Linked DNA regions of Homo sapiens: region 2 is linked to region 1. A link is a loop called in an ENCODE intact Hi-C map of the cell type or tissue named here. Cell type or tissue: heart right ventricle. All regions are shown on one strand. Links, peaks and the distances in the headings refer to the core of each region. The heading gives the core; the rest is flanking DNA. Region 1 overlaps GARRE1 (granule associated Rac and RHOG effector 1). Region 2 has its middle 10 kb from the start of GARRE1.

Region 1 (11,912 bases), core at 2,005-10,004:
AATTACAGGCATGAGACATCATGCCTGGCCAGGTTTTCCACTTCTTGGTATAATTTTGTAATGCCTATTTTGCTAGGAAAGAATCCATTTTCTGCTGAATTTCCAAATGTATTGCTATTAAGTCTTAGATGGTACTGTCTTAAAGTGGCTTTTTTTTGAGACAGGGTTTCTCTCTGTCAGCCAGGCTGGGGTGTAGTGGCATGATCATAGCTCACTGCAGCCTCAAAATCCTGGGGTCAAGGGATCCTACCGCCTCAGCTTCCTAAGCACCACCACACCCAGCTAATTTTGTTTAATTTTTAGTAGAGATGAGGGTTTTGTGATGTTGACCAGGCTGGTCTCGAACTCCTGGCCTCAAGTGATCCTCCAGCCTTAGCCTCTCAAAGTACTGGGATTACAGGCATGAGCCACTAAAGCGCTTTTAATGTATCCTTTCTATTTCCTAATTTTGTTTCTCTTTGTTCTCCCTTAATCAAGCTTAGAATAAATTGGCTTATACATTTTATTGGTCTTCCAAAGATCCTTTAGAGTTATTTGCAATTTCTACTCTATTTTTCTTTCTAATTTACTTATTTTTGGCTTTTCCCCCTTAATTCCTCCTCCTAGTTTGTTCTTGTTTGTAAATTCCTTCTCTAATTTTTTAAGATGACTCTGGTGGTATTTTCATTGTCTAGCCCAGGAGAAGCTGTATTCTATGAAGGCAGGAGGGTGTCTGTCACCTGTCATAGGTCCTAGAGTTTAGGCAAAAAAAAAAAGCATCGCAAAGAACAGGTTATATAATCAGGAAAAAAGCACCCCACAAAGGGCTGCTGACCTTGGCTGCCGGGAGTAGGCAGGCCTAGACTGGAGCCTACTTGAACTATGGGACTTTGAGCTGTTCAAGTAACCTCTCTTAGCCTCAGTTCTGTTCTCTATAAAGTAAGAAAAATAGTCCACTCATGTTCTCAGCCCCTTTCTCACCACTGTTTCCCATCTTGGTAGATCTGCCCCATACTTGCCTCCACAGTGAGAAAGGGTCGTAAAGGGGGATTAAATGATTTCACCTTCACAAGTAAGGCTGCAGCAGACAGGCCCTGGGAAGACCTCGGCAGTTGCATTTGCTGTTGACACTGGGCGAGGGATGGGAGGCCTCACATACCTGCAGGATCAAAAGGCAGAATCTCTCCCAGCATTCCAAAGACTCCATCACTTTGGTCACGGTTGGGCCAGGTGTTATTTCTAGGTCCCTGCGGCTTCTGTCCCAGAACCTCTGACATCACATTATCCATATAGCTGCTCACCAGACCCAAGCTGTACAAGTCAGAACTGAGATCAGATATGCCAGGCCACTGACCAAGAGGAGACAGACCTGCTCCAACAGCCTGCGCTGGCTGCTGGGATGAGCCATGTACCCATTTCCCAGGTGCCCGAGGCTGGGGCGGGGGCTGCTGCGGTCCAATGGGCTGGAGTAGGTGTTGGTAGTATTGGACTTGAGGTTGTTGCTGCTTTGGGGACTGCTGCTGAGGTGCCAGTCCCGGCTGGGGTGTCAGAGGTGTGTGTGCCCCAGCCTGGGGTGCCCGTGGTGGAGGGGGCACAGGCAGTGACGGCTGCTGTGGTTGCATGGCTCCTGCCTTCTGCTCAGTCACCATGGCTGTGGCAGCAGAATTATGCCTTGTCACCAACGGAGAGCCCTGATGTGACTGGCCCATGTTAAAGCCCGAGAGAAAATCTATCACCTCTTGCATTTCCTGATCAGTTGGTAAGTTCATACCCTTCTCATCCTTGCCGTCATCTCCATGCAGGAAGTTCTCACGCCTCTCCATGAGAAAGCCATTGGCCACTGTATTACTGGAATTCTGAGCTGACTGTGAAGGGTCTGTAGTCCTGGGGAAATTACCAATGTTCAAAATGCTTTGTAACCTTGTATCAATATTGCCAGGCATTTTGGCCTTCTCTTCGGAACATCCAGCTATGAAGATGTTTTTGGAAGGGGTATTTTGGATGGAATAATTTGTGCTGCTGCTGGAGCTGGTACATGAAGCTTTCTTGGTGAACCGGGATGTCAGTTTGGAGAATGTCTTCTGCAGGCCACCTGAAGATTTGTTTCCATTTCCAGAAGGCAGGTCAGCCTGGTTGCCAAAATCACAGATCTCCCTTTGCAGCTGGATCTGTATGCAGGGTAAAGCTTGCTCCCTATTTAAACAGAAATTTGTTTAAAAAAAAAAAAGACAAATATATAAAATAATAAAATGGACCTCTTTGTATTTAAGAATGGCGTTGAGAGCAAGAAAAACCTCTCAGGTTGGTATCGGGTTCACTTATTTTATATATAAATGAACACCCAGGGGTTTGGAGAGTATGAAATCTACAGTGTCTAACGCAGGACTGGAAGTTCTGCTAGGATTCTGGCCTGAGGAGTGTGATTCAGTGAAATCCTCTAATGGTGGCACAGGAGGGGAAAGCATGGCTAGATGTGGGGATGCAACTTGCAGAAGCTAGATTTGTGCCTGGAGGACAGGGGCTACAGCCACGCAAATGCAGCAGAGGGACAATGGACAACTCCACAAAGCAGAGGGAGGTGGTGGGGGGATGCAGGGATACTATGTGCCAACGTTGTCCCAACAGATGGCTGTGACTTTCAAAGTTTCCTGAGCACATTTTTCCCATACTAAAATGGAGCCCTAAAGAGCGAAAGGGCATGGGGCAGGAGCTGAGGCAGGTGAAGGCTGTGTGACCCTGGAAAAGTCACTTCACTATTCTGGCCTTTGTGTACTCATGAGTTAAGAAAGGGAGAAAAGGTTGGGCATGGTGGCTCACGCCTGTAATCCCAGCACTTTGGGAGGCCGAGGCAGGCACTTGAGGTCAGGAGTTTGATACCAGCCTGGCCAACACAGCGAAACCCCATCTTCATGAAAAATACAAAAATTAGCTGGGCGTACACCTGTAATCCCAGCTACTCGGAAGGCTGAGGTAGGAGGATGACTTGAGCCCAGGAGCTGGGGGATGGATGGGATGGATAGCATGGATGGAGAGCAATATTGCAGTGAGCTGAGATTGTACCACTACACTCCAGCCTGGCTGGGCAACAGAGCCAGATCCTAAAAAGACAAGATGACAAGACCAAAGACAAAGACCAAGACAGAAAAGAAAAGAAAAGAAAAGAAAAGAAAAGAAAAAGGGAGAGGGGCCATGGCTAGATGTTTAAGGCCACTACCAGATGTATACACATTTCTCAAGTTCAACCTGAGAGAACTGATTGAAAAAGAAAAAAAATTCTAAAAGACATAAGCAAATTTTCTAAACATTTCTCTGTTCTTAATTCATAAGGAGAATATGAGTTGAGTTAAAAGTCCTCTTGATGGACTTCCTCTCAAATGACAAAATAAAGGAAGGCAAAAAAGTTAGCAAATAGGGGAATCTGGTACAGGGCATGGAGCAGTTCTTTGTATTATTCTTGCCACTTTGCTGCAGGTTTTAAATTATTCTGAAAATAAAAGTTACTAAAAAGTCCTTACTGCCTTCTTTACAATACCGTATACTATCAATGACACAAGCACACATGAAACTGTGCATAGTCACACTGTCCCTCGGTATGCATCTAATGCAAACCACAGACACCAACCTTCCAGCCCTCCAGCGGTTTAGGTCCAGCACAGCTGTGTAGAGCACGTCCACTAGACCCAGGGTCTTCTCAGGATCAAGGCTTCTCTGCAGCAGGGACATGGTAGCAGGGTCTTCTTTCAGGCACCTAGGCATAGATTAGGCTGCATTAGTCTTGGCTGCATTTCTCTGCAAAGGTGTCTCAAGCAGGTCTCATAGAAAAGGCTACAACTTTTATGTACCTCTGGCGCCCAGCAAAAATTCAGTAACTGTAAGAACATGGAGAGAACAACAGGGCTGATCCTGGAACTCACTGCCCCACAAGAGGAGTAGGAAGCAAAAAGGTCTGAGGTCTCATGATATCAGAATATATATTTGGTCTCTGCCTCCAGTTCCTGATACAGAGCTCCTAAAACCCTTGAGATTTCCTAGGTGATAGTGTCTTTTGTTCTAATAAGATGACTTGCTTATATGATGAAGCCTCCATAAAAATCATCAGACCATCGGGTTCTGAGAGCTTCCACGCTGGTGAACACACTAAGGTGCTGGGCACAGGGCATAGCTGGCAAGGGCATGGAGGCTTGGAGCCCCATCCCAAACACTTCACGCTATGCACCTCTTCACCTGGCTGTTAATCTGTATCTGCTATAATATCCTTTATAATAAACCTTAAATATAATTAAATGTTTTACTGAGTTCTGTGAGCCATTATAGCAAAATATCAAACCTGGAGGTTTTGGGAACCCCCAACTTATAGCCGATTGGTTAGAAGTCGGGTGACAACCTGGGACTTGTGGATGGCATCTGAAGTGGGGAGTAGCCTTGTGGGGCTGAGCCCTTAACCTGTGCGGTCTGTGCTAGCTCAGACACTCTGATTCCTGCCGACTTCTCCAATAAGTGAACAACACAACTGTCTACCCCAAAACTTACACACCCTCTCTAGTTCCCTCACATCTTGCATGCAATCCATCAGTGAATCCTGACAGCTCTTCTTATAAAACACATCCAGAATCTAAGCACTTCTCGCCACCTTGTTTATGAACCCCCTGCTTCAGGAAACCACCACTCCTGGGTCTCAGGACCAAGCTCTCACCTGGCCTCTTTTTCTCTACTCCTGTACCTCCAAAGCCCATCCTTCATATAGGGGCCAGAGTGAGCTTCCTGTAGTGCCAATCAGAGCACATCACTCCCCTGCTTAAAACTCTTCAATGGGATATCATCGTGATTGAAATAAAATCTAAACCCTCACCACAGCCCTCAAAGCCCTCTGTGCCCAGCCCCTCAACCTTGTCCCAGCTGTGAGGCCTTCTCTTCCTCCCTGGATGGGTTTGTCCACACCTCAGGACCTTTGCTCTTGCTGCTGCCTTTGCCCGAATTTCTCTTTCCTGAGATTTTGGTATGGCCAACTGCTTCTCATCATTTGGGTCTCCACCGTCCATTCAGGGTACCTACACCAAGAGCCCCCCAACCTTTTTTCGAGACAGAGTCCTACTCTATCCTCAAGGCTGGAGTGCAGTGGTGTGATCAAAGCTCACTGTTATCCTCGACCTCCTGGGCTCAAGCGATCTTCCCATGTCAGCCTCCTAAGTAGCTGGAACTACAGGCGTGTGCCACCGCACCTGGCTAATGTTTTAATTTTTTTGTAGAGATGGGGTCTCGCTATGTTGCCCAGGCTGGTCCTAAACTCCTGAGCTCAGGTGATCCTCCTGCCTCAGCCTCCCAAAGTGCTAGGATTACGGGTGTGAGCCACTTGGTCTGGCCAAGAGCCCTTTTCTGAGAGGGAAAACAGTCTGAGCAGCATAGGTCTACTAGGAAGATGATGTCTGCCAGATCCTGGGCACTCTGGAAGCTAAATGGTGAACTCAACACTTACAAAGTCACTCAAGGAGGTAGCAGTACTCCCTAACATGACTTTGACTTGGGAAGAAATATATCAGAGAATGAAATGAGAGCCGGCCAGGCTCAGAAGCCTGGAAAGGGTGAACAACAACGCAAGCTCTGCTAGTGCCCAGCTAGACCTTGGACTCCTCAGAGAGAATCTTGGCAGCTGAGCCTGCCCAAGGTTCAGTGCACCCAATTCTCTCCATCTGGAATCACTGATAATCAGGACACATTTGCTCTTGTTCCCAAGCCAAGTCTGGTTGTGACTTGGCTTGTCACATGTTTGCCCACTAGGAGAGCATTTGTTGGCCATGTAGAAAAGAGTACTACAGCTCCTGGTGATGATAATTAATCTTTCTGAAAAATCAACAATCAACAAACTGGCATTTTTATTTTATTCATCAGCCTTGAGCTGATCAATAAAATGCCCTTAAGTGGCTAAACCCATTCTGTTGACAAATCACCAAGACTTGCCTAAAACCCTCTACCTGTTCTTAGATAAAAACCCAATTCCTTCAAGGGCCCTGCAAGTCTTGACGTCTACAACTTCCCATCCTCATCACCACCTAGCACATCTCCTTCCATGCTGGGTCACTCCTGAGGCCTCTGCACTGGCATTCTTTCTGCCTGAAGTGTGTTCCCCATCGGCTCTCTGCATGACAGGCTCCTCTCAAATCCAATGTCACATCCTCAGACCCTCTTCCAGACTGACTCGTCTAAAAGTCTCCCCCGAATCTCTATCCTACTTATTCTCTATCATATAATGGCACTCTCCTCTCATTTCCATCATACGCCTGCCTGTGTCTGAACTCATCTCTTATACTTAACAGCTGTCTCCCCCTTCTCTATTCTCAAGTTGGTTTATGAGGGGCAGGGACCCTGTGTGTCTTGCTCATAATTAAATTCCCAGAGCCCAGAACAGTGTCTGGTACACAGTAAGTGTTCAGTAAATATTTGGTGAAACAAAGCATGGATGGATAGCAATATCCTTTTTCTCCAGGTGGAGTAAAGCAATCATTTCTGTTTGTGTTCTTCCCAACAAGCACATACAGTATTTTGTAATTTGAAAAAAAAAAAAAAAAACAGAACTAAAATTTTGCAAAATTACCAAAAGCACCCAGCAGAGGGCACCTCTACAAGAAATCACAGTCTACAAGGTGTTTTTTGCGGGGGTGCAATGAGTTACAAATGAAATCAACCCCACAGGGAGAGTTTTCAAAACAAACTCAAGTGTTAGCCATTTTTGCACTGACTGTTTATATTCACCCAACTATCCAAAAGTTCAAACTCTTCAAAATGAGAATTCTGATTAAGTTTTAACATTTTCCAATGACAGCCTGAATTGGAAAAATTTAAGAATTCAGGGTTGGGTGCAGTGGCTCACGCCTGTAATCCCAGCACTTTGGGAGGCCAAGATGGGTGGATTACCCGAGGTCAGGAGTTTGAGACCAGCCTGGCCAACATAGTGAAACCCATCTCTACTAAAAACACAAAAGTTATTAGCTGGGCATGCAGGCAGGTGCCTGTAATCCCAGCTACTCAGGAAGCTGAGGCAGGAAAATCATTTGAACCCAGGAGGTGGAGGTTGCAGTGAGCCGAGACAACACCATTGCACTCCAGTGTGGGCAACAAGAACGAAACTATCTCAAAAAAAAAAAAAAAAATTCAGGAACACATTTCAGCAGAACACTGACTACAAAAGAAAAAAAAAGAATTTAGTAACACAAAAATCTTACAGAAAGTGAGCCTCTGGTTTACTGTTTGATAGAAATGAAAATATGTGTATAAATTACCATTAATTTCAGGACACAGTATGCCACCCTACAATTAACTTAAAATTTTGGGCCAGGTACAGTAGCTCACGCCTGCAATCCCAGCACTTTGGGAGGCCAAGGCAGGGGGATCGCTTGAGCCCAGGAGTCCCAGACCATCCTGGCTAATATAGTGAGACTCCATCTCTACAAAAAACTTAAAAATTAGCCAGGCATGATGGCACATGCCTGTAGTCCCGCCTACTTGGGAGGCCAGGGTGGGATGATTGCTTGAGCCCAGGAGTTCAAGGCTACAGTAAGCCATGACCACACCACTGCACTGCAGTCTGGGGGACAGCATGAGATCTTGTCTCTACCAAAAAAAAAATAATAATAATAATTTAAAAAAATAAAAGAACTTTTTGGTGGCAGAGTACTTATAGAAGGGAGGTTTTAGGACACAAAGTGAACTGCCAACATTTACTTAAATATATTCATAGACTCTAAACACTTTTGACAGAATCTACTATTATACTCTTACATTTCAAGAACAAATGAGCCGGGCGCGGTGACTCACGCCTGTAAACCTAGCACTTTGGGAGGCCGAAGCAGGTGGATCACCTGAGGTCAGGAGTTCAAGACCAGCCTGGCCAACATGGCAAAACCCTGTCTCTACTAAAAGTACAAAAATTAGCTGGGCGTAGTGGCATGCGCCTGTAATCCCAGCTACCCAGGAAGCTGAGGCAGGAGAATCACTGGAACCCAGGCGGAAGAGGCTGCAGTGAGCCGAGATTGCGCCACTGCACTCCAGCCTGGGCGACAGACCGAGATTCTGTCTCGAAAAAAAAGAACAAATGGTTTAAATACAACTTGTATGCCTTACCCAACTACCATTTTAGTCCACATAGGCACCAACAGCACCTCTTTGTTCCTTAGTATCTCTGCCTACTTAAATGATTTAAATATTTTCTCTTATAGCTAAATATTCATGCAGATTACCATTTTAATAGCAAATACCTTCCAATATATGCTTAGTTTTTCCTGTTTATTAATAAAGCTATGATACTCATCCTTATAGCTGAATGTGAATACATATCACAAAGATAAATTTCTAGAGGTGAAACTGTGGAATTGTTGAGGTCATATCCCTTATTTTAGGCTTCTAATATACTAAATTGCCCTCCAGAAAGGTTGTATTTAGTCTCTACTCAACAACCTCTTTGCCTGTTTCACAGTCTGGCTCAAACTAGTATTGTCACTATATTTAGTATTGTTATTCTAAAACAATTTAACAATATTCTGGGCAAAATGACATCATAACGGTTTTTTTTTTTTTCTTGGAGACGGAGTCTCGCTCTGTCACCCAGGCTGGAGTGCAGTGGCACGATCTCGGCTCACTGCAACCTCTGTCTCCCAGGCTCAAGCGGTTCTCCTGCCTTAAGCTGGGATTATAGGTGCATGCCACCACGCCCGGCTAATTTTTGTACTTTTAGTAGAGACAGGGTTTCACCATGTTGGCCAGGCTGGTCTGGAACTCCTGACCTCAGGAGATCTGGCCGCCTCGGCCTTCCAAAGTGCTGGAATTACAGGTGTGAGCCACCCCACCTGGCCCCATATGGTTTCTTTACTTTGTCTCTGATTTTTAGGTGAAGTTATACATTTTCTTTTTTCTTTTTTTTTTTTTTTGAGATAGTTTTGCTCTATTGCCCAGGCTGGAGTGCAATAGTGCAATCTCAGCTCTCTGCAACCTCCGCCTCCTGGGTTCAAGCAATTCTTGTGCCTCAGCTTCCTGATTAGCTGGAATTACAGGCACCCACCACCATGCCTGGATAGTTTTTGTATTTTTAGTAGAGATGGGGTTTCACCACATTGGGCAGGCTGGTCTCAAACTTCTGACCTCAGGCGATCTGCCCGCCTTGGCCTCCCAAAGTGCTAGGATTACAGGTGTGAGTCACCGCACTTGGCCATTACATTTTCTTAATCTATTTGTTGATCATATGTCTTCTTTTCTGACTTAGCTGTTCATGTCCCTTGCCCATTTTCTTCTGATTTGTAGGAGCTTTTTTTAAAAAAAAATAAATTAAGAATAATCTTTTATCTATTATAAGTGTTACAAATATAATATCTAAAAATGACTGTCCCAAGATTTGTAAAGACACTGGGTGTGTCACAACATGAGCTCAAGATCATCAGGATTGTAGTTGGAACAGAGGAGAAGGAATTCTATGTTCTCTACTGGGCTTTAGTGAACACTGGGTGACTTAGAGAAAATGATATACTATGTTTAAATGCTGTAGACTCAGTAACAAAGATAATACTGCTCATTATGATCCAAGAGTATATAACATTTTAGTTACATTATGGTCAATGAGACCATTTTTCAGACCTCTTGGCTTCCTCATCACAGACCAATAATCATGACACATGCCACTAACATACCACTGCTGCCCATAAACCTGCACATGCAGCAAGACTTGTTGCGTCAGCTAGCATGGGCATTGTTCAAAACAAGGCCATCATTTCAAAGATGTGCAAACGTCAGTCAGAGCTTAGGCTCCGGTGAAAGTAAGAGGCACGTTACCATGTGGATGGGACTTGAACCACGATTCTAGAGCCTTCTAAACTGATCTGGGGGGCATAGGCTTCTTTATTCTCAATCTGTGCTGTGTCAACCACCACCTAAGATCGAAAAAAAAAAAAAAAAACAAATAACAACCAGCTTTCAGAGAGAAAACAAATCAGAATAAAATCCAATACATAAAATGACTCTCTAAGAACTATTCCCCTAGCAGCCTAGTTATGCCAAGGCCAGTCAGGGCCCCGTGAAGACAACAGCAAGTAGTAACAGATGACCAAAACTAAGAACATTTCAATAAACAGAAACCACATTCTGGGCATGGAATTAAATTGAACTGGCAAGCACCTCTAGCACTTTTTCCAAACTATAAATATGTTAATTAGGAATTAATTTGCGTCCTTTATCTTAGTATTTTTTACTTTATGCACTTAAAAGAAGTAAAAGTGTCACTGAAAGTCAAACCAGACTGGGTGCAGTGGCTCACGCCTGTAATCCCAGCACTTTGGGAGATTTAGGCAAGTGATCACTTGAGGTCAGGAGTTTGAGACCACCCTGGCCAACATGGTGAAACCCCGTCTCCACTAAAAATACAAAAAGTAGCTGGGTGTGGTGATCCTGCAGTCCAAGCTACTCAGGAGGCTGAGGCAGGAGAATAGCTTGAACCCAGGAGGCAGAGGTTGCAGTGAGCCGAGATTGCGCCACTGCACTCCAGCCTGAGCAACAGACCAAGACTCCATCTCAAACAAACAAACAAACAAAAAAGTCAAACCAATGCTTCAGATAAGCCCATTTGTCATGACACGCCCAGAAGTGGATGAAACTTTTTTAAAGATTATCTTATCCTCAACCATCAATAAAAACTGAATTACTTCAGGACAGAGGAAGAACTAACCCTTCTTTGAATGATTTCCTCTTATTTCCAGGAAGAGTCTTTAATACTAGATAGGTGATAAGAGTATCCTATGTAATCTAGAGTTTGACAAAGTGATGAATATATTTTCAAATAACTAAAAGAATGTTTTAAAAAATCATAAAATATTTTAAAACCAAATCTGTAATATTTCAGAAGGGGTAAAACTGTACAGAGTTGTGTATCATACTCCAAATTCAGCTTCTAATGGAGCCAGCTTTCACTGGTTTAAACAGAGTTCCCATAGCTGATCTGCAATGACCTTTGGAAAAAACTTCCTGTCAAAGGAATAGCCATTGTTGGACCACACAGGTGTTTCCTCTCTCCTCCCATCCCCAGAACCATAACCTAAAGTCACACAGAAATGTGTCCTACAATCAAGACGCAAGGAACTAGGAAGAAGTTTCTGCTCTCTGAATAACATGGAACTTTTTTTTTTTTTTAATCTACAGTGTTTTCTCAAAACAGCCTTTGTGCCTTTTGGCCTTATTTTGCATACTCCTTTCAGGGGAACTCATTGGCATGGTCCTTGCAGTTTCAGCTAAATGGTCTCTGGGAATATGGATCGATATACTAAAGCCAATGGGCTCTTCCACGCTTCAGCAAGGCATCTCTGGTTTACTACTTCTTTTGGAGGTCCCTATACTGAGGAAAAGATCCCAAAGGAAATGTGACTCATTACTGTGAACAAGCCCTCATCTGAGCCTCCACAAGACAGCCCCACTGTGAGCTGGGCCACCTGAGCCCTAACCCGCTTGAAACAAAACGACAGTATACCCTCAATAGCTCTTTTTGTGAATAAAGTAGGAACCAGACTAAAAAACAAGTTCTTTAATTTTCTTAATCTCTAATTAGGTCCTTCCAACCTCTGACTGAAATGCCATATCCTTTTTTTTTTTTTTTAAAGACTGGATCTTACTCTATGACCCAGGCTGGAGTGCAGTGGCACAATCTCGGCTCACTGCAACCTCTGACTCCTGGGTTCAAGTGATTCTTGTGCTTAAGCCTCTCGAGTAGCTGGGATTACAGGTGCCCGCCACCACGCCTGGATAATTTTTGTATTTTTAGAGACGAGGTTTCGCCATATTGGCCAGGCTGGTCTTGAACTCCTGACCTCAGGTGATCTGCCTGCCTCGGCCTCCCAAAGTGTTGGGATTACAGGTGTGAGCCACCACGCCCTGCCACCATATGTTTTTGAAAAGTAGTCGTTTAC
Region 2 (11,912 bases), core at 1,424-9,423, 93 kb after region 1:
GTAGAGACGGGGTTTCATCATGTTGGCAAGGCTGGTCTCGAACTCCTGACCTCAGGTGATCTGCCCTGCTCAGCTTCCCAAAGTGCAGGGATTACAGGCGTGAGCCATCGTGCTGGCCTGTAGACATCTCCTTTCTACTAAGGGACTTGTCCAGTAGCTTTTAGGTGAAAGGGAAGAAGGTGGAGCAATGATTCTTCAGAAGGTTGAGTAACGGAGAGTAGGGCAAGAGTGTTCCTGAGATGAGGGGCTGGGCTGTAGGACCCGAGCCACAGGAGGAGAGTTGTAAGAGGGAAGAGGACAGCTGGCTTGGAGGAAGTGTGCCTGGGTGCTAGTGTCCTCTTGCTTTTGTAGGCTGGAAAAGGAGCTAGGAATGATGGTGGCAAGTTTTGTCGTTTGTTTGTTTGGTGGAGACGGCCCCTTACCATGTTGCCTAGGCTGGTTTTGAACTCCTGGGCTCAAGAGTGATCCTCCCACCTCAGCCTCCCAAAGTGCTGGCCAGCGGCTGGCTTTTGAGTGTGCCAGTTGTAGCTCCTACAGTCTCAGATAAGCCCATCTGTTATTCAGAGGTCCTCCTAGCTCTTGCTACAGGCCCCAGGGGCCACTGGACCTTGCCATAGAATCCATCAGTGACCATACCTGGATGCACTTGGTAAACACCAGATGGGTTGGTTGGTTGGTTTGAGACAGGGTCTGGCTCTGTCACCCAGACTGGAGTACAGTAGCATGATCTTGGCTCACTGCAACCTCCACCTCCTGAGCTCAAGCCATCCTCTCACCTCGGCCTCCAAAGTAGCTGGGACTATGGGCATGCACCACCACGCCAGGCTAGTTTTTGTATTTTTTGTAGAGACAGGATTTCGCCATGTTGCCAAGGCTAGTCTTGAACTCCTGAGCTCAAGTGGTCTGCCAGCCCGGTCTCTCAAAGTGGTGAGATTACAGGCGTGAGCCACCGCAACCAGTCACAAATGAGATGTTAAATTGGCCCTTTCCCCATGGGGCAGACTCTGACACACCTGCCCACGTGTGTCTGGCCAGCCATGTCCACGCCTGTTCCCAAATCCTGCAGACTCTGGAATGCAGCTACCCTTCCTGGGGCTTACAGCCTATCTCACAGCTTTCACATCCTGCACAAGGGAGACCAGGAAAGCTAAAATTTGCTCCCAGGGGAGTGCGGTGACTCACACTTGTAATTCCAGCACTTTGGGAGGCTGAGGTGAGAGGATCACTTGAGGCTAGGAGTTGAAGACCAACCTGGGCAACAAAGTGAGACTCCAGCTCTACAAAAAATTTCAAAAATTAGCTGGGCATGGTGGCGCCCACTTGTAGTCCCAGTTACTGGGGAGGCTGAGGGAGGAGGATGACTTGAGCCCGGCAGTTCAAGGCTGCTGTGAGCTATGATTGTGCCACTGCACTCCTGCTGGGGAACAGAGTGAGATCCTGTCTCAAAAAAAAAAAAAAGTGACTCTCTGCAAACAACCCCATTGCCCACTCTACCACCAGGAGCACTTGACTATGAAAACCCCTTTCCTGAAGGCTCTTCTTTCAGACATTCCCACTGAAACTAACATGTAAAAGCTGCGGCTCACTTTACCCCGAACCTCATGGCCCCAGAGTAATGTGCCAGAAACCGCTTATGCTCACACCATTTTGGCCCCTTCCGTGGGCCAGGAGTCATGGAGAACCACTCAGCTATATATGCAGTTCTGAGATCAGTGTGAACATTGTCAACCTTGGGGCCCTTTTGGTGGCCTTTGTGGTGCTTTGGGGACCAGATGGCCTTGAACCTCTCAAGCTTACCTGAGAGCATTTTGTATTGTGGACATATCACCTTCTGTTTTGTGAGTCCATCTGCAGATATTATACCCATGCCCTGCAGGTTCAAATTATTTATTTTAATTCATCAAATACACATACATATGGAGAAGGAGGGAAAAAAATGTACCCACTACACAGGTTTGAGGCACTCGTCATGTCATGCCACCTCTTTATTTCAAGTTCCTTGCACCAAAGTGTTGAGAAAAAAAGATGGAGGCCAGATGCTGTGGCTCACGCCTATAATCCCAGCACTTTGGGAGGCCGAGGTGGGAGGATTGTTTGAGCTCACTAGTTCAAGACCAGCCTGGGCAACATGGTAAAACCCTGTCTCTACAAAAAACACAAAAATTAGGCCAGGTGCGGTGGCTCATGCCTGTAATCCCAGCACTCTGGGAGGCTGAGGTGGGCAGATCACAATTGTCAGGAGTTTGAGACCAGCCTGGCCAACATGGTGAAACCCTGTCTCTATTAAAAATACAAAAAAATTAGCTGGGCATGGTGGCTCATGCCTGTAGTCCCAGCTACTTGGGAGGCTGAGGCAGGAGAATCGCTTGAACCCAGGAGGCAGAGGTTGCAGTGAGCCAAGATCGCACCATTGCACTCCAGCCTGGGCAACAGAGCAAGACTCCGTGTCAAAAAATAATAATAATAATAAATAACAAAAATTAGCCTGGCATGGTGGCATGTACCTGTAGTCCCAGCTACTTGGGAGGCTGAGGTGGGAGGATCGCTTGAGCCCAGGAGTGAGAGGTTGCAGTGAGCTGAGATTGCGCCACTGCGCACTACAGCCTGGGCAATAGAGTCAGACCTTGTCTCAAAAAAAAAAAAGAAGAAAAGAAAAGAGAAAGAAAAGAAAAGAAGGAAAAGAAGAGAAAAAAGAGAAGGGAAGAGAAAAGAGAAAAAGGGATGGAGCCCACAGGTCTAAAGATGGAGGCCAGGCCCTCATCTTCAGGAATGGTAGCTACGGCCTTCCAGCTCTGCAGAAAGGTCTGTGAACTGGACCCTCAGCATCCACACAGGCATGAGATGGTGCCTTAGAGACCACCAGACCTATACCTGTAATTTGCTGTTTAGGAGGCCAAGAAGGTCAAGACCAGGAAACAGGGGTCACTCCGGAATGCATCTGGCCCCCTGTGCATCTGGATAGAGGCAGAGTTAGAGCCGGGTCCCGTGAAAAACATGAGCGTCTCTGAGGTTGGTGCCTATGACAAATGAGTGGAAGGAGGCTTCAGGAGCTCCTCTGTGACCCAAGAGCTGGGATGAACGAGACCCACATTTGTGAGAGATGCCAAAGAAATGCACCCTAGGCCGGGCATGGTGGCTGACGCCTGTAATCCCAGCACTTTGGGAGGCTGAGGCAGGCGGATCACCTGAGGTCGGGAGTTCAAGACAAGCCTGACCAACATGGTGAAACCCCATCTCTACTAAAAATACAAAAATTTGCCAGGCATGGTGGTACATGCCTGTAATCGCAGCTACTTGGGAGGCTAAGGCAGGAGAAGAGGTTGAAGCTGGGAGGTGGAGGTTGTAGTGAGCCGAGATCACGCCATTGCACTCCAGCCTGGGCAACAGAGGGAGATTCCATCTCAAAAAAAAAAAAAAAAAAAAAAGAAGGCCCGGCCTGGTGGCTCACGCCTGTAATCCCAGCACTTTGGGAAGCTGAGGCGGGCGGATCACCTGAGGTCAGGAGTTGGAGACCAGCCTGGCCAACATGGTGAAACCCCATCTCTATTAAAAATACAAAAATTAGCTGGGAGTGGTGGCAGGTGCCTGTCATCCCAGCTACTTGGGAGGCTGAAGCAGGAGAATCGCTTGAACCGGGGAGGTGGAGGTTGCAGTGAGTCAAGATCACGCCATTGCACTCCAGCCTGGGGGAAAGAGTGAGACTCTGTCTCAAAAAAAAAAAAAAAAAGAAAAAAAGAAAAGGAAAAAGAAAGAAAATGTACCCTGATCTCAGCAGGAGCTGGCTCTCCCTGCTGAGAAAAAAAGCAGATTTGCTCCGGCTGGCTTTTCTAAGGGCTTCACATTCCTATTGTCAGAAAAGCTGCAGAATCAGAACATCCCACTTACAGGGCCCCTCGGGGATTCCAGAACTGATTTTCTTAGGTAGCCAAAGTTATTACTGTTGGCTTGTGCATTCTTTATGGAAATAAAAGTCAGGGCTTCTAGGCTGGGTTTTACATGTTAGTTTCAGTGGGAATATCTTAAAGCCTTCAGGAAAGGGGTTTTCACAGCCAAGTGCTCTTGGTGGTGGAGGGGGTAATGGGGTTGTTTGCAGACAGTCACTTTTTTTTTTTTTTTTTTTTACGACAGGGTCTCACTCTGTTGTCCAGTAGGAGTGCAGTGGCACAATCATAGCTCACAGCAGCCTTGAACTGCTGGGCTCAAGCAATCCTCCTACCTCAGCCTCAAAGACATGATCACTTTTTGTGTCCTCTCTGCTTACTCCAAGGTCTTGAAGATATGCTCTTTTCCCAACAGTGTTTTGCAGTTGTCAGTGTAGAAGTCTTGCACATTTTTCGCACATTTTTCATTAGATTGCTAGGTATTTTATTGTTTTGGTGGGGTACTATTACAAATGGCAATGTTTTGACTTTTCATTGTCTAATTACTTGTTGCTTGTAGACAGAAACAAATGATGTTTCTGTATTTTGATATTTTACTTAATTGTAGGGCAGGCAAGGTGGCTCACGCCTGTAATCCCAGCACTTTGGGAAGCTGAGGTGGGAGGATCAATTGAGCCCAGGAGTGTGAGAACAGCCTGGGCAACATGGCAAAACTCCATCTCTACAAAAAATACAAAAATTAGCCAGGCATGGTGGCACACGGCTGTGGTCCCAGCTACTTGGGAGGCTGAAGTGGGAGGACTGATTAAGTGTAGGAGTTGGAGGCTGCAGTGAGCCATGTTTTCGTCATTACACTCCAGCCTGGGTGACAGAACAAGACTCCGTCTCAAAAAAAAAAAAAAAAAAGTTACCATCTGTTTCTAGTTTGCTGAGAATTTTAATCTCCTCTTTATTTTTATTTTATTTTATTTATTTATTTTTTGAGACGGAGTCTTGCTCTGTCGCCCAGGCTGGAGTGCACTGGTGTGATCTTGGCTCACTGCAACCTCCGCCTCCCCCGTTCAAGAGATTCTGCTGCCTCAGCCTCCTGAGTAGCTGGGATTACAGGCACATGCCACCACGCCCAGCTAATTTTTGTATTTTTAGAGATGGGTTTTCATCATGTTGGCCAGGCTAGTCTCGAACTCCTGATCTCAAGGGATCCACCCACCTCAGCCTCCCAAAGTGCTGGGATTACAGGTATGAGCCACTGCGCCTGGACAGCTCCTCTTTCTTTTTTTTGAGAGAGTCTCGCTTTCTTGCCCAGGCTGCAGTGCAATGGCGCCATCTCGGCTCACTGGAATCTCCGCCTCCTGGGTTCAAGTGATTTTCCTGCCTCAGCCTCCCGAGTACTGGCACGCACCTGTAATCCCAGCTAATTACAGGCACACACCACCACACCCAGCTAATTTTTGTATTTTTAGTAGAGATGGGCTTTCACCACATTGGCCAGGCTGGTCTTGAACTCCTGAGCTCAAGTGATCCACCCACCTGCGCCTCCCAAAGTGCTGGAATTACAGACATGAGCCACCGCGCCTGGCCTCCTCTTTATTTTTGAAAAGCTAAACAGACTGTTTGCACACCCCGTTTGTGCATGGGAGAGCAGGGGCGGGATCAAGTGTGAGAAGATGTTAGCCTGCTCTAGAAGGCACCCTGGGGCTCGTGCCAGGAACTGTCAGCCTTCCCACTAACAGTCCCTATGGGCTCATCATTGCCAGGTCATCTGTAGCTTGCTGTCCTTTTCTGGTAGTTTGCTGTAACAGACATTACTAATATTTGAATGTATGATTTGAATGTCCTCACTTAATAACAAATATTATTAGAATATTTGAATTCCAAATTTCCTTGCTTCCTCAAGTTAGGTGAGAACAAGACGAAGTTCAAGTTGAGATAATGCAACTATAAACACATCTGACACCAACACCTCCTTTCCATTCATAAGAACAGTTACCTTCCAACCGTGCTAGAGACAGACACCAGGACAGTAACCCAGCTCAGGTCAATGGAATTCCAAAGACTCCAGGATTTCCAGATTTAAACCAAGTACCAGCTAAAAGAGGAGGAAAGCAGGCTGGCCCAGACATGAGGTGTTTTGTTTGTTTGTTTTTTGAGACGGAGTCTTGCTCTGTCCCCCAGCCTGGCGTGCAGTGGTGCGATCTCGGCTCACTGCAACCTCCGCCTCCTGGATTCAAGTGATTCTCCTGCCTCAGCCTCGCGAGTAGCTGGGATTACAGGTGCGTGCCACCTGATCACGCATGGCTAATTTTTGTATTTTTCGTAGAGACAGGATTTCACCAGGTTGATCAGGCTGGTCTTGAACTCCTGACCTCAAGTGACCCACCCGCCTAGGCCTCCCAAGTGTTGGGATTACAGGCATGAGCCACCGTGCCCGGCCAAAGAGGTGTTGTAAGCACAAGTCGTGACCTGGGTTGGTGAAAGCTGCAGAGCAAGCCATTGACAGTCTGGAAGCCAGACTCAGACAGGCATCTGATCCAGGGACACCTCCAGGCCAAAGTTATAGGGGGTGTGGGCTACCCAGCATTGCTTGCTTTATCGGTCAAGGAAGGCCTCTAGACGAAGGAGCAGCAGCAGTGCTGGACATAGGGCATCCCCACTGCGGACCACTGGCTTGCCACAGACCCAGAGGTGTGCAGCTGTCCTGCTAGCTCACAGCCCTGTGACTTATTTTTAGATCTATGACTCAGAGTTCTAGACCAGTACTGAGGCCATGGGGAGAGGAGTCTCTGCCTGGGGGCTGCCTTAGCATGGGTCTGTTTGACACCATGATCTCATTCCCATCAGACCATAGTTGCGGCAATACAACTTCCAGAAGGACACCATCTTTTCTTTTTTCTTTTTTGTTTTGAGACAGAGTCTCATTCTGTCGCACAGGCTGGAGTGCAGTGGCACAATCTGGGCTCACTGCAACCTCCGCCTCCCAGGTTCAAGTGATTCTCCTGCCTCAGCCTCCTGAGTAGCTGGGATTACAGGCATGCGCCATCACGCCCAACTAATTTTTGTATTTTTGGTAGAGACAGGTTTCGCCATGTTGGCCAGACTGTCTCGAATTCCTGACCTCAAGTGATCCACCCGCCTTGGCCTCCCAAAGTGCTGGGATTATAGGTTTGAGCCACCCTGCCTGGCCACCATCTCTTAAGGCATCCAGATTAGATGCCTTCTCTAAGACATGTGACAGAATTTGACAATCAGATTTGTGTTCCCCAAAGTGCATTCTGGCCTCTGCACAGAATATGGCACAGAAGAATGCAGTATGAAGAGAGGATAACCAATGAGGAGGTTAACATAGTCCACGCAAGAGGTGAAGGGGCTTTGAACCAGGGTAGAGGCAGAGAGATTTGCTCACTCTAGATGGGAAATTAAGCACAAATGTTCACCTTCTTTGCCTTTAAGACTGCCCTGGCTGGGTACGGTGGCTCGCGCCTGTAATCCCAGCACTTTGGGAGGCCGAGGCAGGCGGGTCATCTGAGGTCGGGAGTTCAAGACCAGCCTGACCAACATGGAGAAACCCCGTCTCTACTAAAAATACAAAATTAGCCAGGTGTGGTGGCGCATGCCTGTAATCCCAGCTACTCAGGAGGCTAAGGCAACAGAATCACTTGAACCCAGGAGGCGGAGGTTGCAGTGAGCTGAGATCAAGCCATTGTACTCCAGCCTGGACAACAAAAGCGAAACTCCGTCTCAAAAAAAAAAAAAAAAAAAATTAGCTGGGCATGGTGGCGCATGCCTGTAATCCCAGCAACTTGGGAGGCTGAGGCAGGAGAATCACTTGAATCTGGGGGGCGAAGTTTGCAGTGAGCCGAGATCGCGCCATTGCACTCCAGCCTGGGCGACAAGAGGGAAACTTCGTCTCAAAAAAAAAAAAAAAAAAAGACTGCCTTAAAGGCTGCTTTGCCTATGGAGTAGCCATTCTTTTATTCCTTTACTTTCTTAATGAAGTTGCTTTTATTTAAAAAGACTGCATTAAGATGTCAACACATGAATAAACAGTTATAAATTGAATTGGGCAGGAATAAGCCTGTCAAGTATTTTTCTTTCTAAAATAATTTTTTATTTTTATATATTTTTTGAGACAGAGTCTGGCTCTGTTGCCCAGGCTGGAGTGCAGTGACACAATCATGGCTCACTGCAGCCTTAACCTCCTGGGCTCAAGGGATCCTCCTGCCTCAGCCTCCTGAGTAGCTGGAGCCAGAGGCACACGCCACTACGCCCGGCTAATTTTTAATTTTTTTTAAAATTTTACTTATTTTTTTGAGATAGGGTCTCACTGTGTTGCCCAGGCTATAGTGCAATGGTATGATCACAGCTCACTGCAGCCTTGACCTTCTGTGCACAAGCAGTCCTCCTTCCTCAGCCTCCTGAGTAGCTGGGACCACAGGCATATGCCACCATGGCTGGCTAATATTTTAGTGTTTTTTTTGTTTTGTTTTGTTTTGTTTTTTTTTTTTTTTTTTTTTTTTGTAGAGATGGGGTCTCCCTGTGTTGCCCAGGCTGGTCCCAAACTCTTTGGCCTCAAGTGATCCACCCGCCTCAACCTCCCAAAGTGCTAGGATTACAGGCATAAACCACCTGCGCCCAGCCAAGACTCTTTCTTTTGTTTGTTTTTTGTAACAGTATGCTGCTTAATTATAAGCCATGCCGACTGCAGCAGTGAGAAACAGGTTTGTTCACTACTTGTGCAGACCTTCAATTAGGTTTCCTGTTTTCAAGTCCCCTTCTCACTCTTGTTCCCTGTTGTACCTGCTGGCTCAGAGGCAGAAGCCTTCCAGAGGCCCAGGCAGGTGGCTCCTCCCGCACGCTAGCGCCCCTTGAGCACAGTCGAGGCGGCAGCACGCTATGCTCTGCCTGGGGTTGCCATGCTTCCAGCTGCTCTTGTCAGTCTAGAAAGCTGCTGAAAAATACCTCACAGGGCCAGGCGTAGTGGCTCACACCTGTAATCCCAGCACTTTGGGAGGCTGAGGTGGGTGGATCACTTGAGACCAGAATGAGACCAGCCTAGGCAACACGGTAAGACCCCATCTCTACAAAAAAAATTTAATAACCAGTTGGGCGTGGTGTTGTGTGCCTGTAATCCCAGCTACTCGGGAGGCTGAGTTGGGAGGATGGCTTGAGCCCAGGAGGCAGAGGTTGCAGCCAGCCGAGATCGTGTCACTGCACTCCAGCCTGGGTGACACAGCCAGACCCTCTCTCTCAAAAAATAAAAATAGGCCGGGCGCGGTGGCTCACGCCTGTAATCCCAGCACTTTGGGAGGCCGAGGTGGGCGGATCACAAGGTCAAGAGATCGAGACCATCTTGGCTAACATGGTGAAACCCTGTTACAATACAAAAATTAGCCGGGTGTGGTGGCGGGCGCCTGTAGTCCCAGCTACTCGGGAGGCTGAGGCAGGAGAATGGCGTGAACCTGGGAGGCGGAGCTTGCAGTGAGCCGAGATCGTGCCACTACACTCCAGCCTGGGCGAAAGTGCAAGACTCCATCTCAAAAAAAAAAAAAATAAAAATAGGCCAGGTGTGGTGGCTTATGCCTGTAATCCCCACACTTTGGGAGGCTGAGGCAGGTGGATCACTTGAGGTCAGGAGTTTGAGACCATCCTGGCCAACATGGTGAAACCCTGTCTCTACTATAAATGGATAAATTAACTGGGTGTGGTGGTGCGTGCCTGTAATCTCAGCTACTCAGGAGGCTGAGGCAGGAGAATTGCTTGAACCCGGAGGCAGAGGTTGCAGTGAGCTGAGATCGCACCACTGCACTCCAGCCTGGATGTTAGAGCGAGACTCAAGTCTCAAAAATAAATAAATAAATAAATAAATATCAGGATTAAAAGAAAAAAAAGGAAGATTCTTCTCTGTAGACATCTGTGGGATCTGGAGAGATTGGCATCCTACAACAAAGCCCTCTGGAATTCGGAAATCTCAAGAATAAAGATCACTACCTTAAAGCTGACACTGCTGGTTAACAAATCCTGGTCACACAGAGAGCTCCAGGGCACCCGTTTGCCTCCTTCTAATGACAGACAGCCAAGAATCCACTGATATTTTAATAAAGCCTACTACAGGAAAGAGACTAAGATGAACAATAGCAAAGGAAAGAAAATAGCAGAAAAAACTAAGAGATACAGGGATTTATTTATTTATTTATTTATTTATTTGAGATGGAGCCTCTCTCTGTCGCTCAGGCTGGAGTGCAGTGGTGCGATCTCGGCTCACTGCAACCTCCACCTCCCACGTTCAAACGATTCTCCTGACTCAGCCTCCCGAGTAGCTGGGACTACAGGCATGTGCCACCATGCCCAAGTAATTTTTGTAGTTTAGTAGAGATGGGGTTTCACCATGTTGGCCTGGCTGGTCTCAAACTCCTGGCCTCGAGTGATCCGACCGCCTCAGCCTCCCAAAGTGCTGGGATTACAGGTGTCAGCCACCATGCCCGGCCGAATGGGCAGCTCTTATATCTGAGTAAAAGAGACTTCTAGTGAAAGTACAGGGAGGATGGTATGAAAAAAATTACCCAAGCTAAAGGGAAGACACAAACCATTAAATCAAAAGGGCCTAACAACTGCCCAGCATAATACTGGAGTGAAACAAAAAGACCCACACTCTTGAGAAGTCATAACATTTCTTAACAGAAAGGATAATATGCTGTTTCCACAGAGGAAGAAACAGGTAATCTACAATGAAAAGAAAAAATCAAATTGGCATTAGACTTAACATCACTGCATGCTAGATCAAGGGTCAGCAACTAAGATAAGAATTGCTTCGACGTTTTGTTGTTAAATAAGCAAAGAAGGCTGGGGCTGGGCACAGAGGCTGATGCCTGTAATCCCAGCACTTTGTGAGGCCAAGGCAGGCGGATCACCTGAGGCCAGGAGTTCGAGACCAGCCTGGCCAACATGGTGAAATCCTGTCTCTACTAAAAATACAAAAATCAGCCAGGTGTGGTGGTGGGTGCCTGTAATCCCAGCTACTCGGGAGGCTGAGGCAGGAGAATCACTTGAAGCTGGCAGGCAGAGGCTGCAGTGAGCCGAGACGGCACCGCTGCACTCCAGCCTGGGCGACAGAGTGAGACTCTGTCTCAAAAAAAAAAAAGAAACGAGGAAGAAGATGTGACAGAGACCTTCCTGTCTAGAAAGCTCCCTAAGGAGAAATTCCAGTAAACAAAGGAATGGAAAACATGGTGCCAGCAACTCTAATTGTAGCCCAGGAGAGCAGTGATGGCAAAATCTCAGGATCATGACTTTGTTGACACCTGGAAGCAATATATTTGGGTTTTATTTGTTATTTATCTTTTTCAATTTTTTTTCTTTTTTATTAGACACCAAGATCTCACTATGTTTCCCAGGCTGGTCTCGAACTCCTGGGCTCAAACGATCTGCCTGCCTCAGCATCCCAATGTACTGGGATTATTGGTATCATCCACCATGCCTGGCCTGTTTGGATCTTAGCAGAATGGTGGAAGGTTATGGAAGAACAGTCTGTATGAAAAAAAGGAGATTTTGTAGACTGAATTATAGTATGGGTGAGGAGTTGGAAAAACTTGAGAATATGATAAAGGCAACAAATACCAGCAAGAACAAACATTCAGAAACTCCAGGAAAACCCAAAAGCTGTACAGAAAATAACTGTCCAAAGAAGAAATGGTCTGAATTAAACTAGAAAGTTGGTGAGTACAAGGAGAGTGGAATAGATTCCAAGTAACAGAGAACATCCAAGAGCCAATCAGAAACTCCAGGGGAAAAAATTGTAAACAAACAAAAACAAAACCAAGATAATACATACAGCTGGGTGCTAATTTCAGCACTTTGGGAGGTTGAGGCAGGCAGATCACTTGAGCCCAGGAATTCGAGACTAGCCTGGGCAACATGGCAAAACTATGTCTCTACAAAAAATTAAAAAATTAGCCAGTTGTGGTGGCACACCTGTAGTCCCAGCTACTCTGGAGGCTGAGATGGGAGGATCGCCTGGGCCCAGGAGGCTGAAAC

Evidence for each region. Hi-C counts contacts between places; a loop is a spot of excess contacts. Peaks named below come from ENCODE experiments on the same cell type or tissue, not always from the same donor. Only the 100,000 strongest peaks of a DNase experiment are listed, where the experiment ranks them.
Region 2: a loop joins it to region 1, with 2.5 times the contacts of the local background. A loop is called at or near these places in 66 of 110 quality-filtered maps.

Annotation. Positions count from the first base shown.
Region 1 is chr19:34,331,682-34,343,593 of GRCh38, reverse strand. GARRE1 (granule associated Rac and RHOG effector 1) reads right to left here. Exons shown (of 14, transcript NM_014686.5): 8 at 9,793-9,890; 9 at 3,602-3,727; 10 at 1,139-2,172. Among named protein-coding and RNA genes, the nearest start is that of GPI, 28 kb to the left of the region's middle. RefSeq lists an enhancer at 948-1,448. In heart right ventricle, for the core only: CTCF peaks have their summits at 6,391 and 6,598 (motif pointing right); no DNase peak of the experiment used is centred there; H3K27ac peaks cover 3,838 bases.
Region 2 is chr19:34,238,457-34,250,368 of GRCh38, reverse strand. No RefSeq gene overlaps it. Among named protein-coding and RNA genes, the nearest start is that of GARRE1, 10 kb to the left of the region's middle. In heart right ventricle, for the core only: no CTCF peak of the experiment used is centred there; no DNase peak of the experiment used is centred there.